2 separate regions of the Homo sapiens genome follow, and region 2 is linked to region 1. The links are chromatin contacts, found by Hi-C or POLR2A ChIA-PET in ENCODE. All regions are on one chromosome and are shown on one strand. Each heading gives the region's core, a stretch centred on a gene start or an enhancer-like site at or near the end of the contact. The rest is flanking DNA. Distances are from core to core; before and after follow the strand shown. Region 1 has its middle 36 kb from the start of LINC02902. Region 2 holds the start of LINC02902 (long intergenic non-protein coding RNA 2902).

The links. Hi-C counts contacts between places; a loop is a spot of excess contacts on that map. ChIA-PET counts read pairs that join two places held with the same protein, here RNA polymerase II (POLR2A). Pooled maps may share reads with other maps.
Region 2: a loop to region 1 is called in a map of ascending aorta, with 2.9 times the contacts of the local background. The contact joins the promoter of LINC02902 here to the enhancer-like site in region 1. A Hi-C loop is called at or near these places in 2 of 168 maps with a recorded cell type or tissue (CD14-positive monocyte and ascending aorta) and 4 of 50 pooled maps. POLR2A ChIA-PET finds 5 or more read pairs at or near these places in 6 of 52 experiments (BJ, Caco-2, MCF 10A and 3 more).

Annotation. Positions count from the first base shown.
Region 1 is chr7:47,689,778-47,693,597 of GRCh38, forward strand. No RefSeq gene overlaps it. Among named protein-coding and RNA genes, the nearest start is that of LINC02902, 36 kb to the left of the region's middle. Within about 2 kb of position 1,619, at least 3 of the 41 ENCODE cell types and tissues checked have a DNase peak (open chromatin) inside an H3K27ac peak, as active enhancers do; they include ascending aorta, where a contact is called at or near this core.
Region 2 is chr7:47,653,831-47,657,298 of GRCh38, forward strand. LINC02902 (long intergenic non-protein coding RNA 2902) reads left to right here and starts at 1,414. Exons shown (of 3, transcript NR_171030.1): 1 at 1,414-1,518.

The DNA.
Region 1 (3,820 bases), core at 369-2,868:
TGGTTCCCGTGGCCTGTGTGCCCGGACTTCTCATGTGCAGGCCTTGGATGAGAAGCATTGTGTCAACAGGTATCCAAAGAAGATAATGCTGAACTGCTTTTCAAATGGCTGCACCATTTATGTTCCAGATACTCCCCATCCTCCCCAGCATTGTCAGATATCTGGAAGGTTTCTGAGAGTTTCTCATGATGGTGCATGCAGAAATAGCTGACACATAGTAGACATTTAGTATTGTTTGTGGAGGGGCAGGGAATGATGGCTCACGCCTGGAATCCCAGCACTTTGGGAGGCCAATGTGGGCAGATCATTTGAGGTCAGGAATTTGAGACCAGCCTGGCCAACATGGCACAACCCCATCTCTACTAAAACTACAAAATAAAATAAAATTAGCCACTGTGGTGGCACACGCCTGTAATCCCAGCTACTTGGGAGGCTGAGGCAGGAGAATCGCTTGAACTAGGGAGGTGGAGGTTGCAGTGAGCCGAGATCCATCACTGCACTCTAGCCTGGACGACAGATCGAGACTGTCTCAAAGAAAAAAAAAAGTGTCTTGCAGCTCTATTTATTATGAGTGTAATTAGTTATATAATTACTTATATCTCATTAAATATATATTGTATAGCTATACATTAGTAGCTTAACAGTATATACTATACATATAGTTTCATACAGTTCTATTTATTATCAATTATATATTAGTTATTTGTCAGTTATACATGTTAGCTCTATGATGAGTTATTTTAGGTAGCTAAAGTATTTTAGTGAGTATAGACAGCCTACTTTGACTCTGCATCTTGTTTTTCATTTGTAAAATAAAGATAATAATCCTTGGGCCGGGCGTGGTGGCACATGCCCATAATCCCAGCATTTTGGGAGGCCGAAGTGGGTGGATCACCTGAGGTTGGGAGTTCGAAACCAGCCTGACCGACGTGGTGAAACCCCATCTCTACTAAAAAAACAAAAAATTAGCCAGGCACGGTGGTGCACGCCTGTAAACCCAGCTACTTGGGAGGCTGAGGCAGGAGAATCGCTTGAACCCAGGTGGCAGAGGTTGCAGTGAGCCGAGATCATGCTACTGCGCTCCAGCCTGGGAGAGAGAGTGAAACTCCATCTTAAAAAAATAAAAATAAAAATAAAAATAAATAATAATAATTCCTGCCTCATAGAGTTGTCATAAGAATTAAATAAGCAATCAGACAGATTTCTGGTACATCATAAACATTTTAACAAATGTTTATTTCCTTGTCTTAAATAATAACTGTAGAACACTGCTGAAAGGGCTGCTTATCAGAGTTGCCTGATTTAATGTTAGCTAAGGGCATTCACCTTGCCATTCATGTGCTTCAAACTACTCTAATCTAGAGGATTGTGTAATCTATTTAAAATCTTATTTTCATTTAAGAAAACTGTTAACTTCTCTCTCTGTTACTTTGCCTTGAAAAATATTTTTAAAATGTGTGCTACCAAATAACTCATGAGTCATCCATCGTTTCTTACAGTGACCCATCTGGAGAGAGTGACTTTTAAAATGTGTGAATGTTCCAGGATCACGACACCCTGGAATTCAGGATGGCCAGGACTGCAGCCCCCTTTTGTGAGGTTTCCGAAGCAGACTTGGGCCTGCAGGCCAGATGGACACAGCAGGCCTTTGCTTTCTATGCACCACCAGAAAATGCTTGATGATTCACTGGCTTTCTTTGAATCAAATGTAGATTATACAGAGCTGTTAAGTGTGGACTTTTTTTTTTTTTTGACAGAGTCTCATTCTGTCACCCAGGCTGGAGTGCAGAAGTGGTGCGATCTCGGCTCACTGCAAGCTCCGCTTCCCGGGTTCCTGCCATTTTCCTGCCTCAGCCTCCCGAGTAGCTGGGACTACAGGCACCTGCCACCATGCCCAGCTAATTTTTTGTATTTTCAGTAGAGATGGGGTTTCACTGTGTTAGCCAGGATGGTATCGATCTCCTGACCTCATGATCCGCCCGCCTCAGCCTCCCAAAGTGCTGGAATTACAGGCGTCAGCCACGGCGCCCCACCAAGTGTGGAATATTTTTAAGACAAAGGATATGATTTTTTTAACCTGTATCTTTGATGTGTAGTTTTTGACCATTAAATATGACCTTTTTTGATCTTATATTTAAAAAGATGCGCTGGCTTATATTAGACACAAGTAGAAAATTTAACTTTTCCAAGAGCAACACATAATTTTTAGTCATGGTTTGCTCATATTAAACATATGGTTACTGTATTACTAAAAAATATCAAAGTAATTTATGACTTTTAGAAAATCCACAATGCTGGTCCTTATTAAAAAAAGCATCAGGGTGAAGGTTACTGGAAGGAGTGCTCTTTTGCAGTTATTTGTCTTTGGATATTTTTAACATCTTTCATTACAGAAAGCTAAGTAGAAGTAGACAAGGAACATTTTGTCCTTGAGTCTAAAAATATGATTTTCCCCTTTCTTTCAAATTTTGAAGACTTTAACATCTCATAGTTTCTTTTTTAATGAAATCATTTAAACATAAAGTCACTGGAATATTTTTAATGAGCCATTTCAAAGAACTAATGAATTAAAATAACTTTCTGTTTCTCATCTTAACTGTTCTTTCCCTGACTGTAGAATTATTATTTGGAAAGTGGAAAGACTGGCCGGGTGCATTGGCTCACGCCTGTAATCCCAGCACTTTGGGAGGCTGAGGTGGGTGGATCATGGGGTCAGGAGATCGAGACCATCCTGGTTAACACGGTGAAACCCTGTCTCTACTAAAAAATACAAAAAATTAGCCGGGCGTGGTGGCAGGCGCCTGTAGTCCCAGCTACTCGGGAGGCTGAGGCAGGAGAATGGCGTGAACCCGGGAGGTGGAGCTTGCAGTGAGCCGAGATTGTGCCACTGCACTCCAGCCTGGGTGACAGAGCAAGACTCCGTCTCAAAAAAAAAAAAAAGAAAAAAGAAAGTGGAAAGATTAAATCTTGGCAGGAGGGAAAGATAGAAGTTGGGGAGAGCTATGTGTAAGGTGATAAAGTTCTGGAAGATGTGAATGGGGAAGAGACAGTCCAGTGGAAGGCCCAAAAGCCCGATTCTCTGAGGCACAGTACCAAATCTCTTCCACTGTCTAGATCTGGAAACCCACTGGGTATCTGTCCTTAGAAGGACACACTACCAACTTTTCAGTCCTCATTTAAGGCGTTGGGAATGTCTTTACCTCTTCCTGACACTGTAGTCTTCGTGATGTTGGGGACCTCAGCCTCACCTGGGACGTTGCCTGCTTGTCTGGTAGCTCCTCTCTGGGCTTTTACTCCAGCACCCTTAGTCCTGGGCTGATTCCCCCTCCTGCCTCCCAGCTATTCTCATTCTTCACACAGGCCCAGGATGGCCTCAGCTCTCAAGGTGGCAACCATCCCCTACGAACGATGAATGCACTGCAGTTTATTTCCAGCCCAGTCTCTTTCCGTAACCTTAGGCTCCTATGCTGAGCATCTCCATGTTTCGCCATTACTTCACTGGATGAAGTAACCCTTGCTGGGTAACTCCATATCCATGCATTCACTCTGTGTCAATTGTAGGATGCACACTTCACCCAGTCACCTAGACTAGAATACTTAGTTATCTTTGTCTATTTGGACTCCATTGTCGACTCATTCAATTAGTCACTACTTTCTCTTCTGTTGACTTAATTTCTTGAATTCCATTCAAATCCTTCCAGTTTTCTTTATCAGCCCTGGGCTTTAGTTCAGACTATTCCCACTATCGCTTATTTCATCTTTAAAACTAGCTGCTTAACTGGTTTTTCTCCCTCTAGAGTTCTCCTTCTCTCCCCAGTTA
Region 2 (3,468 bases), core at 164-2,663, 36 kb before region 1:
GGAGGAGGAGCTGAGGTTCACTAGGTGGGAGCTGGCCCAAGTCAGTTTAGCTCAGAGGTCGGAGTCTTTGTAAGATGCAGAATGAAAATGAAGTGTTACGACCTCAACCTCCCTCTCCCATCACCCGCTGGGCAAATGCCAATGTCACATCCTTTAAACTGACTTCCTGCCTCCTAGGTCTCTGCCCTGCCTGGTTTAGATCGAAGTGATTAACCTTCTCCCGGGAGCTCGGGGAGGGAAGTCTGGCTGAGCCCTCTTGCCCTTCAGTTCTGCTGTCCTCCTCTACCCAGGTGGGTATTTGACAAGTTTGTGGATTTCAAGCAAAATGTATCTAAAATACATTGTCTTACAGTATGAACTAGAGGAAACAGTGTTTGAATGTTATCTGTTTCTTTTGGAACCAAATCATTGGGTTGGATGATTTATTAAGAAGTGAATCATCCGGGCCGGTGGCTCACGCATGTAATCCCAGCACTTTGGTAGGCCGAGGTGGGCTGACCACTTGAAGTTACAGGTTCGAGACCAGGCTGGCCAACACAGTGAAACCCTTTCTCTACTAAAAATACCAAAAACTTAGCTGGGTGTCCTGGCACACACCTGTAATCCCAGCTACTCAGGAGGCTGAGACACAAGAATTGCTTGAACCTGGGAGGTGGAGGTTGCAATGAGCCGAGATCACACCACTGTACTCCAGCCTGGGCAACAGAGCGAGACTCCTTTGTCTTGAAAAAAAAAAAAAAAATTAAAGTGTCCCAATCTGGGGGGAGGAACAGGGTCACTGCTATGAGAAAGCTAGAGATGGCCTAGGGTCCTTTCTAAAATTTCCTCTGATATTCCTCACACTTTCAAATGATTTCTCCTTTCTTCCCACTCCAGCCACAGACTGCTAGGAAGTACAGTATTTTTTCTTTTGGAAGAAAAAGTAAATGGGAAGGCACAGGATTTTTATTAATGCTGTTACTGATTTTAAAATAAGCTAAGAATGTGCCGTCAATCCAGTTGGCTGCTCCCTGCCGCCCACGGAGCCTGTAATCACTGCCTTACAGCTCACGAGAACAATGGCAACACAAGCAAACCACATCTGCATTTCCACATTCTGAGCAGCAGGTCCCTGAAATAGAGGCAGGGTACGGGAAATTATAGGACTTCAGTGAAACTGTAGGATTGCTGGGATTCCCACAGGCGCCCAGCCCTGGCTCGGGGAATATTTGAGTGTGGGAACTACCCTAGCATCTCTGCACTTACAGGAGAACCAGGGGATTCACCCGTCATGAGAGCAGAGCTCCTATACCCTGGCATCCTGCGCCCCAGGCACCCGAGGGATCCTGGGAAAACCCAAAGCTATGTGGCTAAAACTCCTGCTTTGGGGCTCAGGGTTCAGGGGGTACGCTAGACTCCTCTCCCCATTCGATTCTTGCATTTGGCAGACGAGTCACCCGGGCAGTGGGATGAGGATGGCACCAACAGAGTCAACAGAAGGAAGACGGCTCTGGCCGGGCCCCAGGGAGGGAGGCAGCGGTCAGGACAGTGGTCTTTGTGGGGCCTGGGAGGTGTGGATGCTGGGAGGGATGTGGGGGTGGTCCTGGATGACTGTTGTTCTTTCTGGACCTGGGAAGTGGTTACATGGGCGTGTCCACTTCATGATAATTTGATTTTTTGTCTTTTTTTAAAATGTTTGCTATCCATCAAAATTTGAAAAAGCTCCCAGGGCTTTGGTAACTCCCTGTGGGGCAGAGAGAGTCCACAGAATGTCAAGGCTGGATTTTCTGCCAGGCTGGAAGGAGGAGGGCTCAGGGTTGTATTTGATTTGTTTAGGAGATGGAAAGAAACTGGCCATGTCTTACACAAGGGAAAATAGTTGTTTTCCCAACATCTGGGGTCTCGAAGGCACTCGAGAAGTGATTACTTTGGGGGGTTTCTGCTTCTCCTGGCAGGCTGAGCTGTTCTGGCTGGGAGGCCTCACTTGTCTCCCCGTCCACACTGCTGGCCCGTGGGGTCTCGCGATGGCTGATGCTGATGTATGGGAAAGCCACGCACCCCAAGAGACTCCATCCTCCCAGTAAGCACTCCATGGAGGAAAGAGAGAGGTGGTAATCAATAAACTTGAGTCATTATTGATATTAGTTGTATTGAACATTTACCACGTGGCAAGCAGGGGTGCCGGGGAAAAAACGACTAAAACCTGGGAGGAAGTTTTTTTTTTTCTTTTGAGACGGAGTCTCGCTCTGTAGCCCAGGCTGGAGTGCAGCGGCGCGATCTCGGCTCACTGCAACCTCCGCCTCCCGGGTTCACACCATTCTCCTGCCTCAGCCTCCCGAGTAGCTGGGACTACAGGTGCCCACCACCACGCCCGGCTAATTTTTTGTATTTTTAGTAGAGATGGGGTTTCATCGTGTTAGCCAGGATGGTCTCGATCTCCTGACCTCATGATCCGCCCGCCTCGGCCTCCCAAAGTGCCGGGATTACAGGCGTGAGCCACCGCGTCCGGCCAAGGAAGGTATTTTTATTGGCCACAATTAACAGATGAAAAAGGCGAAGATCCAGGTGTGTTTGGAACTTGGGCCAGGTTAGGGGGTTACACAGGCTCAAGAACTGCCTTTCACTTGTTTAGATTCAGTCAAGACCAGAACAAAGAGAAACACGGAGATTTCTGTCCAGGAGTGGGCCTTCAGGGACTGCATAGCTTCTCAGTGCTCGACTTGCGTGATGGGATAAGTGCTCTTAGAGCTCACTCACCCCTTCTGTCATGTGAAGACACAGGGAGATGGCATCATCAATGAACGAGAAAGTGGGCCCTCCCCAGACAGCGAATGTCCTGGCACCTTAATCTTGGACTTTCAGCCACTAGAACTGCAAGAAATAAATTTCTGTTGTGTGCGAGCCATCCAGTCCATGGTACTTTGTTACAGCAGCCTGAAGGTACTAGCAAGCCTTAAGAAAAGTATCAGAAAATGGCCGGGCGTGATGGCTCACGCCTGTAATCCCAGGGCCTTGGGAGGCCGAGGCAGGTGGATCACGAGGTGAGGAGATCGAGACCATCCTGGCTAACACGGTGAAATCCCGTCTCTACTAAAAATATAAAAAATTAGCCGGGCGTGGTAGTGGGCGCCTGTAGTCCCAGCTACTCCGGAGGCTGAGGCAGGAGAATGTCGTGAACCCAGGAGGCGGAGGTGGCAGTGAGTGGAGATCGTGCCACTGCACTCCAGCCTGGGCAACAGAGCAAGACTCCGTCCCCCCCCGCAAAAAAAAGAAAGAAAATGGTCAACCTGTCTCAAGAGCCTCAAGATATTCTCACTAAGGTGTTGTTGATACCCTTGGACGTCTCTTTCTGTACACACATGCACTTGAGCACATGCGTCTTTTCACAGTAGCCCACTGTGCATGCTGCTTGCCACACACCTGACAGTGTCAGTCTTGGTAGGTGGTGTTGGGGGTATGTCAAGGGCTCCCCGTGACCTCCAAGATGTA